2 separate regions of the Homo sapiens genome follow, and region 1 is linked to region 2. The links are chromatin loops, found by intact Hi-C in ENCODE. Cell type or tissue: psoas muscle. All regions are shown on one strand. Links, peaks and the distances in the headings refer to the core of each region. The heading gives the core; the rest is flanking DNA. Region 1 overlaps KCNQ5 (potassium voltage-gated channel subfamily Q member 5). Region 2 overlaps KCNQ5-DT (KCNQ5 divergent transcript).

Region 1 (11,306 bases), core at 1,677-9,676, 570 kb after region 2:
CAGCCTGCAGAACCATGAGCCAATGAAACCTCTTTTATTTATAAATTTTTCAGTCTCGGGTATTTCTTTACAGCAGTGCAAGAATGGACTAACGCAGTGCTTCATTTGAAAACTTGGAAAGATGACTCTGATTGCAATGTAAGGAATGTATTGGGAAGAGAGAACTATTATTACAATACCTGGATCTGCTGGGGCCTGAGCTGGGCAGTCATGATGGAGAATAGTCAAGGATGGATTTCAGATAGGATTTGGATATTTACTGATTGGAGAGGATGGAGGGAAAGAACAGGAGGAATCAAGGATGGCATATCTGGAGGATGGTGAGACAGGCTGGCTTGAGGGGAGATGGTGCATTATTGTGAGTGTTGAGTTCAAGCAGTCACAGTAGGGCTCAGCAGGTAGGTGGATCTCTGGATCTGACACCCAGGAGAGCAGTCTGGAATATGGACAAATTTGGTAGCTGTCAGCACAGAGATAAATGGTTTGTGGAAGTCTCACCCCAGGGAGTAAAAAGAGAAGATGGTCAACACAGAAGTCTAAGGCTCACAAACAGGAGCTGCAAAAGTAAGAATGCTCTGAAGGAGATAGATTCAAACAGCCAGACAGATGGAAAACCAGGAGAGCGTGACAGAAGAGAAGCCAGAGGAAGAAAGTGTTTCAAGTAGGAGGCAGATGTCAACGCTGTTAAATGCTGCTAAGAGGTCAAAGAAGATAAAGAGTGAGAAGGTCCTTTGAAAGTGGCAACAAGGAGGTCATCTGTGACTTCGGAGAAAAATTCAGTAGAAGGAAAAGGGTTTGAAGCCAGATGGTAAATAGAACACTTTTTTAAATTACCAGAATCTCTCACTCTAATATGAACATAGATGAAGTGTCAAGAATTTCTTTGTAACTAGCAAAGGCTCATCAACTCTTCTAAAATAGCTCAGATCTGATCAGTGAACTGAAGAACCACTAATGACATTTCAGAGTTCCTGAGGTGGATATGCAAATCAGGCCTCACTGTTACCCTGGGTTGGGTGATAAAGTTTTTCAGTTTTCTTGCCCCTGTGTTATTCCTGTTCTGAAAGGCATGTATGGGACCATTATCTTGACCATCCCTAAAATGCAATCTCAGCTGTGAATCCTTCTTGCATCTCACTTCATATTTCAGGCAAGAATACTCCGCAAGTAAAGAAGAGGCACGTGTTTGCCATTGCGGGTTTTGTTAAATCTACAAGCTGTTTAATCATCACCAGTTCTTAATTTTGCTGATGGCATCTCTGCTATTTTAGCAGAGGTGATGAGTCTTTGTTTGCAAGTCACTATTAAGACATTCTTGACAGCCAATCTATGACATGTTACAGTAAAGGACGCTGCTAAAGAACATTTTATGGATCATTTAGCACATATCTTTAAAATCAGCTAATATACTCCCTGGAATGTTGTTTTTGCTTGTTTTTGTTTTGAAGGTAATTAGTTGTGGCTACATTTGCTCCGAGGCTGTGTTAAAGTAGTGTTTTCACTGAAGATGCACTTACTTTGTAGCATGTGAGATATTAAACCTTTTCTTTGGCTATAATTTAAACTGAGTTTTCTATTATTTGCTAAAAATATAGAATCTCCTATTCCATGTTAAAAATATTTTAAAGTAGTCAACATGTATAGTCAATTTATTTATTTACTTATTCATTTCACACTTTATTATTTGGTTTTTTTTTTTACACTTTAAAATTTATGCAAGATTTTACACTCCTAGGAACACAAAATCCCCAAATTTAGTCGCCATATCAATGCTTACAAATTCCTGGCAGGAAAGACTTCTTCGGATCTGGAAGTTCTTGCTTGGGTTTTACTACTCTTATACCCTTAAAAGAAAATCCAACAAAAATCTACAGGAGGGGCCAGGTGCAGTGGCTCATGCCTATAATTTCAACACTTTGGGAGGCTGAGCTGGGAGGATGGCTTGAGCCCAGGAGTTTGAAACCAGCCTGGGAAACATAGCAAGACCCATCTCTACAAACATTAAAAAAAAACAAAAACTCTGCAGGAGAGCCTACTAGATCCTGCATATAAAGGACAATAATGGCAAGCATTAGGAGAACAAGTCTACTCTCAGTGGTGGAAACAGTGTGGCCACAGAATGTCTGAATGTCCTAAGTGAGCCAAATGGAATATCTGCTTGCCCCTACAGTGAGAATATCAGACAGACTGTACACACGTGGAGCTAATTTACATTTCTCTATCAAGAGTTAAAACCAAGAAAATGAGACAGATCAGTGCATCCAGGGACTCCTGGGGTTCCTTGGTCTTGTCTAGTAACCCGATCTAAGATGAAAGAAGAGTAGAGGAATCTTAGATATATAATTTTATAACTTGCTTTGCAGATTATAAAACTGTCAGAGTTTAAATACTGTAAACACAAATACAAATCTATATTGTTGAATTATGTTTATGTATTAACAAGAAAACAACATTAAAAAGTATTCTAAATAACTAACACATATGCCTTCAATAGTGACCCAAATTATCAAGCTCTGCAGCCCTAGTTGTCTGCTGGATTTGTCCCGTGATCAATTTCGAGTGAGGGCTGCCTCAGGGGAAATTCTGTGATCAAAAGGCTCTGGGTCACCTGAAGGATGAGCCTTGGGGTCCGTGCTTTTAAGACAGATAAATGCTGTATTTCTCATGGAGAGTCAGAAATCAGAAGATAGAATTTTCCAAACTGGAAGAGGGAGTATTTCAGTCTGTTTTCTGATGTTTATAACAATATCTGAAACTGAGTAATTTATAAGGATGAATTTATTTCTTACAGTTATGGAGGCTGGGAGGTCCAAGGTGGGCAGGTGTATCTGGTGAGGGCCTTCTTGTTGGTGGGGACTCTCTGTGGCACCCTGAGGCAGCACAGGGCATCACATAGCAAGCAGAGTGAGCATGCTAAGTGCTAACTTAGGTCTCTCTTCCACTTCTTATAAAACCACCAGTTCCTCTCTCATGATAACTCATTAATCCATTAACCCATTAATCCATAATTTATTCATACAGCCAGAGTCCTCATGATCTAATCACCTCTTAAAAGTTCCACCCCTCAATACTGCCACATTAGGCATAAAATTTCAACATGAATTTCGGAGGGGGCATTCAAACCATAACAGAGGGATGTGGAATGCATGTCGGTAGTGTAAATTAACCCAAATAACCAACATAAAGTGAGGGGTTAAGGGGGAGAAACCCACATCCACCCCACAAACATAAGATCTGCAATCACAAGGGGGCCATTCAGCAACCTTCAGAAACTTAATAATATCCCCATAAATGAGGGTGCAGAGTAGGTAAAGCACTGTCATCTCCTCCAGAAATCATTTCTGATCACCTCTACCAGTCTGGGTTAAACACCCCTCTTCTGCATTCCCATATCAACCTGGGCTTCCCACCACCTTGCACATCACAAAGTGAATTTTAACTGTCTGCCTACTTGTCTGTCTGCCCTACTAGACTGAAAGTGCCCAAGCAATAGGATTTGTTTCTTCATTGCTGTATCCCTGGCATCTAGCACAGAAGCTGGCATATAATAGGCACTCAATAAATGTTTGATGAATGAATGAATGAATGAATGAATGGACAAATTCTCGAGTCCCACTCATCAGGCATCACTAGGGGAGGCAGCCACATGGAGCTTATCTAGAGAGCTCCAAGCTCTGGACAAATGAAACTCTCAAATCCTATCAGAGCTCACAGTCGCAGCAACCATTGTCTTGCACCATGCTTGTAGAGAGGAAGAGACCAAGGACCAAATGATCATTGTCATCACGTAGGAGGCTTCTTTAACTCTGCCAGCGCCCAGCAGTTAACAGTTCAGAGCCTAACACAATACTCAGCACAACGTCATAGGTACTCAATGAATATTCATTGAAAGAATGAATGAATCAGTCACTTTAGCACTTCCTTTCCCTTCCAAGGTAATCCTTTGAAAAATTAATGGAACTTCTTAACTACTTCTTGCATGAAACTTCAGACCTCACTCAAGGACGGGGAAGCATTTCAGTTCTGATTAGAGGTCTGACACCAAGGCACACTAATGCCATGTCAATGGGTCTGACATGTGCGACTTAGAAGATTTTGCAAGCTGGCATGAATCATGATCACTTCTTTGCATGAGAGCAGGGATTGTTCCACCCCCAACACACTCCACCACCACATGCCACCATCACCCCAATCCTGTCTCTACTCCAGTGGCTCTCAACCTTGGCCACACATTAGCATCACCTGAAAAGTTTTATAAAATCTTTGGACCATGCCCTGGAACAATTAAAACAGAATTTCTGGAGGTAGGACCCAGGCATTTTTTAAAGCTCCCTAGGTGATTCCAAAGAGCAGCCAAGCTTGGGAAGTACTGCTGTCTTGACAGTCAATCAAACTGCCTCTTCAGTTCACAGTTGGCTGAGCCCTCTCCGCCCTTGCACATGGTTTGGCTGCTGGCTGGGTCCGTCCATCTGTTTGGCGGTGGCAGCAGTCACTGCTGCTTCTGTTTTCTCATCGTTCTTATCTCTGCATATTCATATGCAATATTTTTACCCTAATTTAGAGGATTGGAATAAGACTTTTGTAAGATTTTAGAACTCATGGCAGCACAACAAATGCACCTACATTTCCTTATAAGTGCACATGTGTTCGTGTGTATATATAGATGTCGTCTACCCAGAGTTTCACTTTGCTTTAGTTATTTCTTCATGCTCAGAAAATTGTATGAGCAGACTTCAGTTTCAAGAGGAGGTACTAGTTTAGGTTTGTGATGAATCTTTTACACCCTCTAGTGGTACTGCTGGGGCATATCAGTTTTGTGCAATGGGTTTATTAGACTCCTAGTCTCTTCATAACCAACAGCATCAAAGGAGACTAACCTTAGAGGTCTTTTGCTCTTTGCTGCTGTATTAATCCCAGTGATGCAATCTACCCTCATGAAGAAAAGAAGCAGATGAGTATGTAACTTATTCCTCAGCCTTTTGCTGGTCCTCCAAAGGGCTCGTCATAGGTACTTAATGAATATTCATGAAAGAAAGGATGAATCAGTCACTTCAGCACTCCCTTTCTCTTCTAAGGTAATCCTTTGAAAAATTAGTAGAACTTCTTAACTACTTCTTGCATGAAACTTTAGACCTCTCTCAAAGAAGGAGAGACATAGTAAAAACAGGACATTCACTTAGCAAAAGTGTATTGAACACTTACTATGTGCCAGGCACATGTGAGTAAAAACAATCATATCATATCAAAGTGTCTTTTTCATTGTTGTTATTTTGTGTTAAAGTATGAAGATCTTAATGTTAAGACAATAGAGGAACCTTATGATTAAGAGCTCAAAGCTGGAGCCAAACTGGTTCACGTCCTAATTCCACAATTACTGGATGTTTAACATCAGGCAAGTTACTTAACCTCTCTGTGCCTCAGTTTCTTTATCTGCAAAACAGGGATGGCAATAGTACCCTTATCATAGGATTATACTATAAAGTGCTATCTAATATTATCATTTTAATCATTAAATGTATCTTAAAGGTCCTAATTTAACTCTAGAATGATTTGCCCAGAAATTCCTTTCTAGTAGGAAATACACAAGTCATATCAAACTTCTTTTGTAAGCATGTAAGAGGCCACCAAGGTCTTCTGCTTCTTCCCCAGGCCAGTTCATGGGCTTTCATTTATTCTTGGCTTCAGGGCATTTTCTCTTAGCTCTTCTTATCTAAACCAGGGGTCAGCAAACTATAGCCAGGGGATCAAAATCTAACCCAAGGGGCTTGTTTTTATAAATAAAGTTTTATTGAAATGTAGTTACACTCATTCATTTATTTATTGTCCTATGGCTGCTCGCATGCTACAGTGGCTGACTTGAGTAGTTTCAGCAAAGACCATACAACCCACAAAGCATAAGATATTTACTACCTGGCCCTTTATAGAAGAAGCTTTCTGGCCCTTGTCTAGACTCTGAGTCGCTCTGGGCTTGCTCCCAGCTGTGTTTAGAGAGTAAGACACAGAAGGTCTGGGCTAGCCTATGTGAGAACTAAGCATGAAACCAGGTTTCACTCTTCTACCTGCCAACAAGGACTCCCCTACTCCTCTGGTCTCCCCTCCACCCCCTCATCCTGTAGTTAAAGCCCTTAGTATATGAAATGCAAGTCTTAGAAAAAAAATTGAAGAATTGAAAGACCTTTTGAATTCGTAGTTGATACCTACTTTGGGACATTTTCCTCAATTTTCAGCACCCACATATTTTTTCCTGGTGTCTAGAATTATTGAACTCTGAGCTTCCTTGCTCCCTGCAAGTAACAAGATAATGGCCTACTCTCTCCTCTTATCAAAGGCTAATTGGGTAGCTTTTTGCTCATGATATACGTTGGGAATATATTACATATATTTGCTGGAAAATATACCCTGTAAAGCAAAACTAACAGACTCCAATGAGACTGATGTATATATCCTACAAATGAGGTAAAGTAAGCAGACAGCCCCTAAAATTTGTGATAAAAGGGAAAACATTACAATTACTGGAGGTAGGTAACCCATATTAGCCATGGACTGATTCCCAGAAGGGACCTTATGAGAGAATGCAGGTGGCCAGGTTGAAAGGCAGATGTTTTCCAAGTATGGGATCCCCTCTGGAAAGACAAGGACAGAGATGAATAAATGACTAATGTGGCCTTGGATTCATTTGTGTGAGAATGTCAGAGCATACAAGGCAGAGTAGGAGGTCAGATCCATAGACAGCCTAAACATTCTCCTTAATGTTTACAAGGTTGCCTGCCTGGGATTCACTCTGTGTTGCAGCACTGTGAGTGGAATGGTAAAAATGTGAGCCTTGGCATCTGCAGTAACCTTGTTCTTACTAGTTCTGTGACCTTGAACAGGTAACTCAACCTCCTGAGCTTTACTTGACCCAAATGTCAAAGGTGGAAAATTCTTAGAGTTTTAAGTTGACAGAATGCAGGTAAAGTACTTAGCACTGCACCAGCCATCCAGCCAAGCACAACTCTTGGAGACCCACTCAACATTAAGTTGAAGAGAGCAAGATCTATGTCTTGTTCACCTTTGTATCCCCGCCATCCAGCTCTGTGTCCAGCAGATGGATAGTGGGTGCCCAGGTTAAGTTCATTGCATCATAGAGACAGAGGCAGTTCCAGGCATTCCAATGATGACCAGAGAAATAAGAAAATGCTGCAGGGGGCAAGGAGGACAATACTAAATACTCAGAGATGCTTTCTCAAACTTAGCTTGGACACAAATTTTCCTCTCTCTACCTTCTATTTTGATCATGAAAATCGTGTACTGTCCTGAAAGAAGTGAGAGGGGATTGGGTGGAAAGAGGGAGGCTGAGATAATTGAATAATGTAAACATGTCAAGTTATGTGACCCCACTGACCTGGCATCTTCATTCACAGAGTATGATGGCTAAAACAGGAGCCCCAGAGAGCATCCCTCACACCTGGTCCTGCTTAGAGCAAGACAGGCACACGTGATTTTTGGAAGCACTGATAGCAATCTCCTAGGAATGAAAAACTGAGGTTGTATTCTTTTTAGACTCTAGCCACATGTTTTCCACTGTTTTCTTGATGGTCTTATAATACTGTAAATTTCATTCAACCAATATAATTCCATCCCAACAGGCTCTTCCCTCTCTTTTCCCTGGACAGTTTTGTTTTGCTATTAGGTCTTTCTTTACTTTTGCTGCTTATCATGTTGTAGTATTACATATTTCTTGACTTCCACTGTTCTTGCCTTTCTCCTTATTTCCTCAAAATGATATGTTGTTGCTTGCAATGCTGTTGCTTTGTGTGATCCTAATTACGTTAGCAATCTAAGGAAAAAGAAAATTATGTTTTCATGATTTTCAGTAGCAGTTCTATTTAAATGACTTTTCTGAACCCCACATGGTCCTAACTATTGAATGAGTGAACATTTCTTTTACTTTAGAAAGTTTTTTTATTCATGGAGGAAACTCAGAGGCTTATGCTCTTTCTGAAATGTGCCTGAAGAACTTCAATCTATTCTAAGGCATTCTTTTTAGAAGATCTGTACAAGAGTCTGCCTTGTCACAGAACACAAACATCTTTGAACTATGGAATAGCAAATCCTCATTTATTTCTTCAGCTAGCATTTAATGAACCCCCTAATACTTGCCAGGGATTATGCAGATGCTGAAGTAAAGAGCACAGTTCCTGGCATGAATAAATTCCAGTGGGTGAGACACACTGCCACAGATTTAGCTACCTCACAGTGCATTTGAAAGCACAGAGAAAGACCATCTACCCCAGTGAGGGTGGTTAGGAAAGATTTCCTAGAGCACTTGGTGCTTGAGCTGAATCTGGAACAATTAGCATTTTAGGTAGAGTGCAAAGAGACAGAATCCTGATGAATGAGCACTTTGGTGACAGGAAAATCCAGATGGGCTGGAGAGCAGGCAGCATGCAGAGGAATGACTAGAGATGAGTATTTGGAGAGAGAAGGGGGGAATTCTCACCATTCACTACCCTCTTCCTTCTAGAGTTGCCCGAAGTCTCCACAGTAGAGCTTCTAAACAAATAAACCTCCCATGTTCATTAAACTCTGGGCCAAGTTTTGGGATATGAAGAGTAGAAGACATAATCCCTGCATTCAAGGTTCTCACACAGTCTGGTGGAGGAAGCTAGAATATGAGTAAATAATTACAGTGTGGTGTGTTAGGTACTAAGCTAGAGGTTAACAGAGAAGTGATTAACTGTTTTGTTGGAATCATAAAAATTTCTATGAAAGAAGTGAGCTTTTTTTGAGACAAGGTCCCACTCTGTTACCCAGGCTGGAGTGCAGTGGCAAGACTGTCAAGGCTCACTGTAGCCTCGACCTCCTGGGCTTAAGTGATCCTCCCACCTCAGCCTCCCAAGTAGCTGGGAGCATAGGCATGTGCCATCATGCATGGTTAATTTTTTATTCTTTGTAGAGACAGGGGTCTCACTATGTTGCCCAGGCTGGTCTCAAACTCCTAGGCTCAAGCAATCCTCCCTCCTCAGCCCCCCAAAGTGCTGTGATTACATGTGTAAGCCACCACACCTGGCCAAAAGAAGTGACTTTAAAACAGAGTTTTGAAAACACAGCAGGATTTCAGGAAAAAGAAATAGCAAATGGAAGTAATTGAAGTATATAATTGATTGGCTAGGGTTTTTGTGGACCTACACATACTTTATTGTTGCTGGAACCTAAAGTTCCAAGGACGAAGTGGAAGGTGATGAGGCAAGAGAGATAGAGGCCAGTTTATAAACAGCCATATAGGATGTGCTTCTAGGAGTTTGATGTTTATCCTATAGGCCAGGGAAAACCAGTGAAGGACTTTAGGAGGGAGGTAATATGCCCTTACTTGCATTTTGAAAGGTTTGTTCTTTCTAAGCCTATAGCAGTGGAGATGCAAATGAGGGGACAGCTTTGAGAGCTATTAGGACATGCCTAGTCTTCTTTTAACGAAAGTATAATGACAGGGTCATCATTCTTTATATAAATCATTGATTTCAAAAATATCTATGGGCCAAGTGCAGTGGTTCATGCCTGTAATCCCAGCCCTTTGGAAGGCCAAGGCAGATGGATCACTTGAGCTCAGGAGTTTGAGACCAGCCTGGGCAACATAGGGAGACCCCCCCTATCTCTGCAAAAAATATAAAAATTAACCGGTGTGGGGGTATCTCCTTGTAGGCCCAGCTACTTGGGAGGCTGAGATGGGAGGATTGGCAGATCTGGGAGGTCAAGGCTGCAATGAGCCATGATTGTGCCACTGCACTCCACCTGGCGTGACAGAGTGAGACCTTGTCTCAAAAAAAAAAAAGAGAAAAAGAAAGACAGTCTATGCTTTTAAACATTCCCTCCACACTTATAAACCATAGAACCTGATTTAGAACTTTCATATCTCACTTTGAATCTCTTTAATGTTTTTGTTTTCAACCCACAACACAGCCAGTTGAGAAAATCTATTTGATCTCCATCTTCAAAAACTTAATCCTTAATAAGTAAGATTTTTTTTAGCATCAGTAATGCACTGGTAAATGCTGAACAACCAGCTCTTCAGAAGGAAATCCTGATTTGTATTGTTTGCCAATTTCTGTAGTGTAAATACTCCTGTCATAGCTGTTTTCAAACTACCAATGTGACATCACTGAGCAGGAATTGAGAAGACGAGCAATATTACATTATTAGATAGAATTTCCATGGTACAGACGCAATAGATGTGAACAACTCAAGAGCCTAGAGAGTAACATACAGTAAAATAATTAGGAAATGGTGAGGTTTGAGTACATATTACCTTTATTTTTAATATAATGTACTTGATTGTAAGTCTATGTAATTTAATTTTTAGTAACAGCTGTATTTAATAACCACCAAAATTCTTTTTTTAAAATACTTTAAGTTCTAGGGTACATGTGCACAATGTACAGTTTTGTTACATAGGTATACATGTGCCGTGTTGGTGTGCTGCACCCATTAACTCGTCATTTACATTAGGTATTTCTCCTAATGCTATCCCTCCCCCTGCTCCCTACCCCATGACAGGCCCTGGGAAGTGATGTTCCCCGCCCTGTGCCCAAGTGTTCTCATTGTTCAATTCCCACCTATGAGTGAGAATATGTGGTGTTTAATAACCACCAAAATTCTTTTTTTTTTTTTTTTGAGACGGAGTCTTGCTCTGTCGCCCAGGCTGGAGTGCAGTGGCGTGACCTTGGCTCACTGCAAGCTCTGCCTCCCGGGTTCATGCCATTCTCCTGCCTCAGCCTCCCAAGTAGCTGGGACTACAGGTGCCCGTCACCACACCCAGCTAATTTTTTGTATTTTTAGTAGAGATGGGGTTTCACCGTGTTAGCCAGGATGGTCTCGATTTCCTGACCTCGTGATCCACCCGCCTCGGCCTCCCAAAGTGCTAGGATTACAGGCGTGAGCCACCACGCCCGGCCTAATAACCACCAAAATTCTTAAAAGTAGTCAGTGCTTGGGAGTCAATGCAAGGTTGCTCCAGGCACCACTGCACATACTCCTCTTTTCTAAATAATTGAAATGATATTTATTAATCCAATTTTCACTATTTAATTCTCATACATAAAGTAGGAAAATCTGTAAGTAAAGCACTGGAAAAAAGGCAATACCACCTGAAGAGTGGTATGATGTATAAAAATAAATGATAAACCTATTAAGAGTTTTAAAATCTACTCTGTTTTGCATACTTATCATTATGTGAGTATATTGAAATAACATAAAAGATAATCAGTTTCATTTTTAGTATTGATCACAATTATAAACCATGGATTTTAATTTTAACTTTAGCTAGCTAG
Region 2 (11,306 bases), core at 1,108-9,107:
TAAGATATGGGTCAAGACTTCAATTCCTGAGAGATGACTGAAACAAAAATGAGTATATCCCATGATAGTGTACTGTTAGGCGGCAGAGATAAAGCCTTAAGCATAGAGATGACTTTAGTATATTTTCCAGAATTGAGGTTCTGGCTGTACTCATAGTCTTCCCTTGTACTGCATGAGTAGATTCATGGCAGTTTGTATGCTTTAGTGGGCAATATTTTAAAGCTTAGATTGCAATTATATTAATACATATATATGTGTTTATATATGCACTCACTAAACTACACATACATGCATGCTCTTGGCTTTAAAATATTCAAACTCTGCCAGGTGCCATGGCTCACACCTGTAATCCCAGAATTTTGGGAGGCCAAGGGAGGAGGAGTTCAAGACAAGCCTGGGCAACATAGTGAGATGCCGATTCTACAAAAAATGAAGGAAAAAAAAAAAGCTAGATGTGGTGGCTTGACACTGTAGTCCCAGCTACTCAGGAGGCTGAGGTGGGAAGATTGCTTGAGACCAGGAGTTCAAGGCTGCAGTGAGCTATGATCACAGCACTGCACTCCAAATTGTGCAACAGAGTGAGACCCTGAGACCCTGTCTCTAAAATAAAAAATAAAAAATAAAAAGTATCCAAACTCTGGAAGATTAATTTGGAATAGAAACACCATTATTCTGAGTAAATGTGATCCCATAATATAACCATATGAAAAATGTAATGAGAGTTCAAGGCTGTTTTCTAACAGAAAGACCTATAACAAAGATCCAAAATCTCAGTTCAAGGGCTTTATAGTGACCACAAACCTTGCTGTCCTAGTACCTCCCTGATAGAAGTGTCATCAAGGTACTCCCAACCAAATCATGAGAAATAATGCAGATTACCAGGGAGGTCGAGGAAGTTCTAGCTATTCCAAATTTTCCCATATATCCCATATAAGTCATCCTGAAGATATCCTCAAGAGAATCTTTGTAAAATTCATTCCTTTGGCTGGGCGTGGTGGTTCATGCCTGTAATCCCAGCACTTTGGGAGGCTGAGGTAGGCAGATCACGAGGTCAGGAGTTTGAGACCAGCCCGGCTGATATAGTGAAACGCTGTCTCTAAAATACAAAAATTAGCCGGGTTTGGTGGTGCGTGCCTGTAGTCCCAGCTACTCAGGAGGCTGAGGCAGGAGAATCGCTTGAAACGTGGAGGTTGCAGTGAGCCAAGATTGCACCACTGCACTCCAGCCTGGGCAACAGAATGAGACTCCATCTCAAAAAGTTTAAAAAAACAACTCATTCCTTTAAGAATTACAGCCCAAGGGCCCATAATCTGGGATTGATTAGCTAGGTTTTTAAAAATTATTTCCAAGAGTCTGTGAGCCTCAAAAGTTGTAATTGTATGCAAAATTATACGTTTTTTAAAACTTTTTTGAAGGCTTTCATCAAATTCTCAGACCTCTGCCGTTCAGAAAAACTTTAGAATCATAAATTCACAGATATTCTAGAATAATGAATTCAACAGCTCTCACCAGACATCTGAAATATCACAGATATTTTAGAATGAAAGGATTAAATATCCATTACCATTTGAATATTGCTGTTAAAAGTAGAATGATATGCAAAACTCTATACATTAAGGTTTACTTTGTTTAGTTGTATCTAGTAGCCCTTAATAAAATATACATCTATGACTGCATAGCCTGGTACACTATGAGACATAGTTGCTTTCATCTGCTTTTAAACTTCACAAATAGTCACCTGAACGAGATCATCTGCAAAACTTAAAGTTTCTCTTCTGGGTTATCTCAAGCTTTATTCATATAATCCATTTTTTTTTACAAGTTTACATTACTTTTTTTTTTGTATCTGCTAAATTTCAGCTAAATATTAACAATTATGGAAGCTAATGTTTCAGAGAATTAATCAGCTATTATTTCAAATTGCAGGCTAAATCACAAATGGAACCCAAGCTAAATCTTGTTATACATAAATATTAGTAGTAGTTAACATTTACTGAGTACTTATTATGTGTCAGCACTAAGATAAGACCTTTACATAAACTATTTTAGCTACCCCAAAAGTCCTGTGATAAGGATATTATTATCCTCACTTTAAACATGAAAGAAACAAAGACTTAGTGAGATTTGGTAATCAGCCAGGAATCAGGATCCCACAATTCATAAGTTTCTTTATGACTCCAAATCCTTAGCATATTTTAAAATATATTTAAATATGTATTAGTATTTATTGCTCCACTTTCGATTTTTCGATTTTTGTCATCAAAACTAATATTGGGTTTGTGGCCCCCTGCTTCTTTCTTTTTTTTTTTTTTTTTTTTTTTTTGAGACGGAGTCTTGCTCTGTTGCCCAGGCTGGAGTGCAGTGGCCTGATCTCGACTCACTGCAAGCTCTGCCTCCTGGGTTCACGCCATTCTCTGGCCTCAGGCTCCCAAGTAGCTGGGACTACAGGTGCCTGCCACCTCACCCAGCTAATTTTTTTGTATTTTTAGTAGAGACAGGGTTTCACCATGTTAGCCAGGATGGTCTCGATCTCCTGACCTCGTGATCTGCCCGCCTCAGCCTCCCAAAGTGCTGGGATTACAGGTGTGAGCCACCGCACCCTGCCTTCTTTCTCATTTTTAATCTTCCTATTCACAACAGAATATATCTTCTTCCTTAAAACAATTTCAACTTTGTGTCTCTCTCTTTTAAAAAAAAAAAAAAACAAAAAAACTTCAGTCTTAGATACAAAATAACATGCAAAAAGGAAACCAGAAACTTGAAAACATGCCAGGTAATACTCCCTTTATGTCACAGTCCCTGTATTATGTATCAACAAAATTTTACACCAGAGTGGTAAAATTCAACTTGATTGCAATCTCACATTCCCTTTCTTTTTTAGGACATTTGCCTCTTGCTCCAATTAACTCTTTTTACTTTCATGATTCCTATACAAGGCCCACACTTTGTACTGTTTAAATCCTAATGCTTTTTATAATCCAGAGAATCCAGTCACTGCTGCAGACCCAGGATAGCCAAAAACTCAGGCCCACCACCTCTGGCTACCACTGGCCTCCTCCTTTTGTCTTAGTGGACCATGAGCCTTGTCATTTTGTAACTGAGCCATGACTCAAAAAGAGGCAGGAAGTATTCTTTTTTTTTTTTTTTTTTTTTTTTTTCTGAGACGGAGTCTCGCTCTGTCTCCTGGGCTGGACTGCAGTGGCAGGATCTTGGCTCACTGCAAGCTCCGCCTCCCAGGTTCATGCCATTCTCCTTCCTCAGCTAGGACTACAGGCGCCCGCCACTGAGCCCGGCTAATTTTTTGTGTTTTTAGTAGAGATGGGGTTTCACCGTGTTAGCCAGGATGGTCTCGATCTCCTGACCTGGTCATCTGCCCGCCTTGGCCTCCCAAAGTGCTGGGATTACAGGCATGAGCCACCGCGCCTGGCCTGAAAGTATTCTAAATACTCCAACAAACAGGACCATTCTGTAGTTCAGTTGTTTTTCAAAAACAACTTTAATAGCGTTTCTGTTAATATAATTTTATGCAGAAAGCTAATATGTATATATAAGAAAAAAGCAAATATCTTATTGAAACTCCAGAAACTTGATGACCCCACTCTTGCCAATCCCTGACCTGTCTGAGGGACTCTTGGTATCTCCTGTAGCTTTCAGTAGCACTGTTGAAAACTGTGTTGAATACTTAGCAGGTATTGACTTTCTTTTTCTGATCTGGTCAGTTCCTCAGCCTTGATTACAAATAAAATCAAACAAAAATGTAGTTTATCTAGCATGCATTTTCCTTCTTGGTAAAACTAAACACGAAAAATGCATACTTATTAAATAGAATTTTTTGAAATGTTAGAAATAAAATATAATGGCTTTTATTAAAATGTTATTAAAGTACTCAATAAAATCAATAAAAGATGTCCAAGTTGTTGCAGGCCGCACAATTGACAGTGAAATAGTGTCTGTCAAAATTGCAGCTTAGTTGTCGAAACACCTGTGCAGGCTCAGCCTCGGGACCTGTGAGAGTGGCTGTAACAGCCACTCAAGTCTCAAGTGAATCAACATTATTTTGTATAGTGCCTTCTTCAAACCTAAATCTTCTGCTTGCTTCTCCCACTTTAAAATAATTATCTCCATTCCCTTATCTTCAAATTGTTTCTCTGCTCACTCTGATTTGATTTCTATTTCTACAATTCTGCAAGGAAATAAAAATAAAAACAACTTCTTCAAATGACCTCTTTGTTGCTAAATCCAAAATCCTTACCTTATTCGCTTTCAGGCATTTCCCTAATGAAGTTCCTTTTTCTCTATTGTAGCAGTGGTCCTCAGTGGTTACTCAGGTTTCTTTATTTCAGTCTCTTTCCCTACTTGCTCCTTCTCTCTTATCCTGAATGGTCATGCTTACCAGGGTTGGGTTCTCAGGCCTCTTCCTTTTTAAACAAATCTGCATGCTTCCCCAGGTAATTTGATTCCGACTTATTGATTTCACCCATTATAAATATAGGTTGATGATTCTCAAATTTCAATTTCTAGCTCCCCCTGAGCTGTAAGTCCATATATCCAAGCATCAACTGGATATCTCCACTGAGCTGTCTCAACAGGTATGTCAAACTCAATGCAAAATTGAACACCTTTCCCTTCTTCAGACTGCCTTCTCTTTGACCTTTACTGATTGAGTAAATGATACCATCATTTACTCAGATATTTGTACCTGAAATTGGAAGTTAGGTTTAACATCTGTCCATGGATTGGTAGCTTCACAAACCTATAGCATAAACACTGTATCGTTATCATCTTTGAGTCTCCACTTGGAACAGTGTGTGCCACTTGTAGGTGTATAATCCATATTAAGCCTTTTCTGAAAGTAGAAGTAGTAACATGTAGTGTTTCTGGCTTCACGTTCTTCAGTGGCTCTCCCCACTCACATCAGGATAAAATTCAAAGTTCTTGCCAAGACTTTGTCATACAGCCCTTGTCTTACTTCTGCTGCCTCCTGCTTATTGCTACACCTCCAAAAGCCACTGGGCTTCAGTAGAATCCAACTACTTATTATTCTCAAAGTATGGTCAGCTCTCAAAATTTCACATCTTCTCCAGCTGGGCGCGGTGGCTCACGTCTGTAACTCCAACGCTTTGGGAGGCCAAGGTGGGCAGATCATTTGAGGTGAGGAGTTCAACACCAGACTGGCCAACATAGTGAAACCCTGTTTTCAATAAAAGTACAAAAATTAGCTGGGCGTGGTGGCGTATGCCTGTAGTCCCAGCTACTCGGGGGGCTGAAGCAGGAGAATCACTTGAACCTGGGAGGTGGAGGTTGCAGTGAGCTGAGATTGTGCCTGCACTCCAGCCTGGGCGACAGAGCAAGACTCCGTCACATCTTCTCAAATGTTTTCTCTTTGAGTTATCCCTCATGTCTTCACCAAAGTCTAGTTATTCCTCAAGACTTAGCTCAGCTATTACATTCTTTAGGAACCTCTGTAGCTTCTATAACATTCTGTGCAAACCTGTGTGAACTCATCACCATGTTATAATTACTTGCTCATTTATCCATCTACCCTACTAGTCTATGAACATAATAAGAATCAGGACTGTCTTTCATCATTGCACCACTCCAGGTAGCTGACACCTGATAGTTGAAGATTACTTGTTGAAGAGAGTAATAAGTTTTGAGAACTTCGTAAAAGAAGCTTTCTTAATTTCCTTTTAAAAAACAATGGTAAAATGTCAGTACCACTAGGGGGCACAGACTAGTAACAGAATTTTCCGGTACACTAGCTTAAAAGAGATGTTTGCCTTCTGTGGCAACCTCTTCACATAGTTTCTAAATATATGGATCTTAAAAAGTTCAACTAACTCTATTATTCCCAGAGAGATATGTTTAAATAGTTGGCTAACAGATAGAGAGCAGTGCTGACATATTAACATGTCAGAAAAAATGAAATCAGGTATGGCCAAATACGATTAACAGGGTTTTATAAATAAAGCTGAGAATAGCATTAAGAAAAAGATCAAAATGTAAATACAATTTCAAGAAATTGATACTATGAGACTTGGGACTATTTTTAAAATTTCAGCACAGAAGAGTGTCTATGCAGGGAAACTCCTACTTCCACAGGAAAAGTGAAGAGAAATATTGAAGCTATTTCTGTGTTTAGAATAAAACCTCAAATCCTCCTCCAAGATAACCAATAGAAACTTTCCAGTACTTTTCATTTGTAACAAAACCCATTAAGATTATTAATACAAAATAATAGGCTAAGTATTTTTTATTCAAAAGCTGATATAGATTAGTAGTTAAAAATCTAGTTTTGGTTCTGTTTTTGCCCTGCCTCAGCTAATTTTTAGTTTAAAAAAAAATTAACTTGTCTACACCTCAGTTTCTGCCCCTATAAATTGGATATGATTGTAGTGCCTACTTATGAAACTATTGTCACAATTAAGTGAAATTTATTTTGTTTTATTTTATTTTATTTTGAGACACAGTCTCACCCTCTGTTGCCCAGGCTAGAGTGCAGTGGCACCATCTTGGCTCACTACAACCTCCACTTCCCAGGTTCAAGCGATTCTCATGCCTCAGCCTCCTGAGTAGCTGGGATTACAGGCACCTGCCACCATGCCCAGCTAATTTTTCTATTTTTTAGTAGAGACGGGGTTTCACTGTGTTGGCCAGGATGGTCTTGAACTCCTGATCTCAAGTGATCCACCCACTTTGGCCTCCCAAAGTGCTGGGATTACAGGCATGAGCTACCACATCCGGCCTGAAATAATTACTGTAAACCACAGTGCCTAACACATACAAAACACATGATAAGTATTTGCTATTATTTTGCTTCAACAATTGTGATCAGCACAATATTTCAGTAATTCCTAGAAACAGTAATTTTGTTAGCTGCTGGAATAAAAATGGTGAGAACTTGTTGAGCCCTTTCCGCACTATTTCTCTACCAGCCTCTCCTTACAGCCACACTCATTCACACCCACCTCCTTTCTGCATCCCTGGGGCAGAGGTTGTTCTGAAGAACACTGTCCCATTTGCCATGTGAGGTAGGCCTGGGACTCCTACTGTGTTATGACTCTCATGCAGTCTGGTGAGGCTCATATGATCTCTGACGTTGTCCTGGGTTCTCTGATTAATTTCTGCTTGTTGAAGAAAGAGCGTGAGAAGTTTGTATCATAACTCTTAGAGATAAGAATTGTTGATGACTGATCAAAACAAATGGTATATTATGCTGATACATTTAAAATAATAGCAGGAGATAAATATGTTTACTGAACCAATGGTTATGATATCTATGAAATGCAATATAGCTGTTATGCTTATTGGTTTGGTTATGGCCTGATTGGAAGGAAATAAAAGCTAAGGAGAAGGGTGGTAGCTTAAAGGGACTCCTATTCAGGAGTCTGGAGACTTCAGTTCTACCCCTAAGCTTACAAGGCAAATTGCTGAGCCCTGTGCACATCATTAAACAGCAGCCAATCATGAATTTCCATTTCTCCATTAGTGCATTTTCTTTTTGTTGATTATTTTCTACTTTTTAAGTTTTATATTTGCCCCTTCATTATTTTCCCAAGCAGACTCATGTCACATGCATTTCCTTTTTATTATAGGGTTTAAGAATTCTATTTATCATTCCCTGTCTGATTAGCCCAGGAATTTCACAATGGATCAATATGCACCCATATCACTAAAGAGTGGCTACTAAAGAGCGTATCTTGTAGTAGGAGATAGGCGCAAATGAGAAAATGGGTAGGCATGAAGAAGAAGGAAAGTGGGAGAGTGAGTCATTGATGCTTTGTGAAACTCGTCCAGATCCAGTTATTCTGCCCCTCTTATGAGCATTGAAAGTCTTTTTTTTGTGCATCTCTAGCTCATGTATAGAATTTCAAATATTATTATTTCAGAGTACCTTTCAGAAGAATAATACAATGGGATAGAAAACACACTGAGGCCAGGAGCAGTGGCTCACGCCTGTAATCCCAGCACTTTGAGAGGCTGAGGTGGAAGAATTGCTTGAGTTCAGGAGTTGGAGACCAGCCTGGGCAAAACAGCAAGACCCCATCTCCAAAAAAGAAAAAGAAACACACTAAAATAAAATATCTCTAGAAACTATGTTCAGTTGAAACCATATCCATGTAGACTTCAGAAAATGTTTCCAAGGTCATAAATTTCAGGCAAGCATCTTAAGAGAATGAATGAGTAAAAGCAAACACATCTCAAAAGATGGGGAGGGCCAATCAACTCACATACTTTACACTAGCAGTTAACATTTGCCTTTACCTCTTCATAATGCTCTAATGTAATTATAATGCATAGAATATACACTGTTTTACTCACTGCTCAGTATGCCTATCCTCTTTTCTAAATTTGAATTTTAATATTTCAGCAAAACGAACTAATAAAAGGCAGTTTCCTAGCAACGTCTGTATTCAAAGGAACAACAACAAAGCTTAATCGCAAACACCTTATTTTCTCCAAAGTTAATTCCCGTCTTTTGAGGGAAGTTAGCAGGTAGCAAATAAAGCAAGGTGCAAACAGAGGCTCTTGTAGGAGAGGTTGGCACAGACTCACTTGGCTTTTTCTTTCTGGGCATTGAAAGGTAGGAAGGTTAGAACTTCAGCTAAGCCAGTCTTTCCCAATGGTTGCAGTCAGAGATTGATACAAAACCCCAGAACTGTTTGCTATTTTATCCATTCTCTGCTGGAGATGCAGATTGATTGGTGGAAGGAACAGTGAACTAGGAAGCCAGGTTGTTGGATTCCTAGTAACTCTCACACTACCCGCGAAAACTTGAGCAGGCCCTCTTTTTCTGGGCTGTGTATCCAAATGGCGGTTACTCTAGAAGACATAAGTGAAAGGTCCTTCTCAGCAGCTCAAAACGGCTACCAGTAACCGGGTCTTTTTTATTTTTTAATTAAGCTTAAATGGCATTTGCTTAATCAATAATACAGTTTCACTAGAACTAATGCTGCATCCCCAGAAAAGCATCACTTAGAAATTAAACAGCTGGCTGTCTTCCAGGGAAACGTGTCCCTGTGTCCTGCCTTCCTGAGACTTCTTGCCTGCACGCGGGGCCCAGCCGCGCCAGAGAGATGGAAGTGACTTTACCTACCCAGCGAAAGTAGCAGTCTGCAACAAGGAAAACAGCTAAGTTAAGAGGAAGTGGTTTTCATTTTACTGCTTGCAGAAAGGCCAAGATTTTGACGTTTAAAGCGGGCACACGAGTCATTTTAAGTCTCTAGATCTTTCACCCTGAAAGTCCCTGCACAGAAACTCCATAGGGAGTCTAAATATAGCAACAGCACCCCCTCCCGCCCCCTCCGCCTTCAGTCAGGGTCCCGCGCAGCTCTAGGATTGGAGAGCTTACTCCAGGGCGCTCTCTGCATCTGCCTCGAATAGCACCGCACGGAGCAACCTCTCTCGCACCTCCACAGTGCGTGGGTGTGAAGTGTATTAGGGGAAAGCTAGAGAGTGACTCTGGGTGATGGTGCTCGGCTCACAGTCACATGGCGTCGCCGCCAGCTGCACAGAGCTCCCAGCTAGCTTCTGCTGCCCAGAGGCTTGGGGGGAAGGAGGGAGGGAAGCAGGCTCCTGCTGGTGACCAGGAGCAGGCGAGAGGGCTTCACACAAATAATAGTGATAATAAAGAGTAAAAGCAAAGCATTTAAATCGAGCTATTGCAGAAGACAGAAATCAGCTGCCGCGGGCGTGGGTGTGTGTACAGGGTGGGGGAGAATTGGGAAAGTATTTATCTCGGAGGGGCGGAGACAGCTGCAAGAAGACTTTTGTCTTAGCATTGTTTTAGCCTTAGGAAAGGAAAAGGCCCGAAGGAATCCACCTTGCAACTATCTGCTATGTCTTTGTGGTGGAAGCTTAGTTTTGCCTTCAATTTAATTTGATGATTTTCTTTCATATTTGGGGAAGAGCCACTCTGTTGGAAGAAGTCCCCGAGCCTGGCACCCTTCAGTTTTCCCTATGCTGAATGTGAGATTTAAACTGCCTTTTCTTTGTAATACACTGTTTCTGAAGGCCAGAGGCTGCGGCCAGTGGCACCGTGGCCTCTCTCTCCGCCAAGGGCGCATAGGCTTTGGGCCACCCGGGTGCCAGGGGTGGTGGAAGACCCAGTCAGTTGTTCCTTGCAACAGGTCTCTAAGCTTGTATGTTACAACATAAGGTGGGTGGGGTCGGAACCCCGAAAAGCCGGCGTCCTGGACACCCCATCCTCCAGGTGTTCTTTCCCAGACACTGGGTCCTCGCCGCCGCTGCTGAACTTCTCAATCATATGACTTTCTCGGACTTAAATGGAAATTTCTTGACGGAGGGAACTGGGTTTGTTCTCCCAGGCTTCGCGCTGCAGTCAGGCAGAGCCCCGGGGCAGCTCGCTCACCGCGGAGGAGCCACTTTGGAGTTTTACGCCCTTTCCACACCCCACCCATGGACTGGAAAGGATGTTCAGTTACTCGCGAGCTTGTCTGATACTGGGATGGAAAGTCACAGTCCGCAGGCTGGAGTGAGGCGCGGGAAGATGCCTGGTCCTTGCCTCGCGGACTTGGCAGCCGCGTCCTGCGGGTCTGTCCACTGAACTGCTGAGGACTCGCCCGTGTGCGGGGACCCGAGTGCCACTTCCCGGAGCGTTACCTTGCGCTCCAGCCTCCAGGCTAGATAATACCTGGAAGGCAGGGCAGGGCTGTTCCCGCTCTCACCCCTTGCGGAAGGATGGCAGGATCCGGCGCAGCGACGTAGCAGCGGGAGGGCACAGCGACCTGCATCTCCAGTTTCTCCTCAGGACACAAGGCTGACTTCACCTTCCGGACAGCTGCAAAGCCCCTGCCAGAACCAAACCGAACTCGCGCCTCGGAGAGGGGCTTCTGGGGCCGTTTCGCTGCAGGGCGTGGGGAGTGGAGAGAGGGAAGGGGAAGCCTGGGGCTGGGTGTGCGCGCGTGGGAGCGCGCCTCGGAGCGCCCCGCACTCCCCCACTCTATCCCCGGGGGCAGTTTGGGAAGGAGGGAGTGGTAGTCGCGGGAATGAGGGAGCAAGAGAAACCCTCTCAAAGTGACGCCCCAAACAGGTCCGGATTTAGAATTCGAAGCTAAAGGCTGTTAGAAATTGGGACTCCTCGGCCTCCTCTGCAGCCCCTCCTTTCCCGCCCCGAAGCCCGGGCGGTTTGCTGGCTGCCTGCTTCCCCGCCCCCGGCTCAGAGGTCTCTGGCTGGCGGGCGCCCCGTCGGCCGCCGGCTTCCTCCTTGAAACCCGCCGGCGCACATGAGGCCGCTGCCCCCGCCGCAGGCGCTGGCGGCCCCCTCGCGGTGCCCGTGGTGATGC

The links. A loop is a pair of places that touch in the nucleus more often than their neighbours do. Peaks named below come from ENCODE experiments on the same cell type or tissue, not always from the same donor. Only the 100,000 strongest peaks of a DNase experiment are listed, where the experiment ranks them.
Region 1: it touches region 2 in a loop (4-fold over the local background); 37 of 110 quality-filtered maps call a loop at or near these places.

Annotation. Positions count from the first base shown.
Region 1 is chr6:73,176,428-73,187,733 of GRCh38, forward strand. The region is part of intron 11 of KCNQ5 (potassium voltage-gated channel subfamily Q member 5); the gene reads left to right. Among named protein-coding and RNA genes, the nearest start is that of KCNQ5-AS1, 39 kb to the left of the region's middle. In psoas muscle, for the core only: a CTCF peak has its summit at 4,788 (motif pointing left); no DNase peak of the experiment used is centred there; H3K4me3 peaks cover 649 bases; H3K27ac peaks cover 1,583 bases.
Region 2 is chr6:72,610,883-72,622,188 of GRCh38, forward strand. It overlaps KCNQ5-DT (KCNQ5 divergent transcript), which reads right to left. Exons shown (of 3, transcript NR_186827.1): 2 at 6,969-7,124; 3 at 3,478-5,191. It overlaps KCNQ5 (potassium voltage-gated channel subfamily Q member 5), which reads left to right and starts at 11,182. Exons shown (of 14, transcript NM_019842.4): 1 at 11,182-11,306. RefSeq lists an enhancer at 9,567-9,756 and a silencer at 11,177-11,306. In psoas muscle, for the core only: a CTCF peak has its summit at 5,716 (motif pointing right); no DNase peak of the experiment used is centred there; H3K4me3 peaks cover 907 bases; H3K27ac peaks cover 801 bases.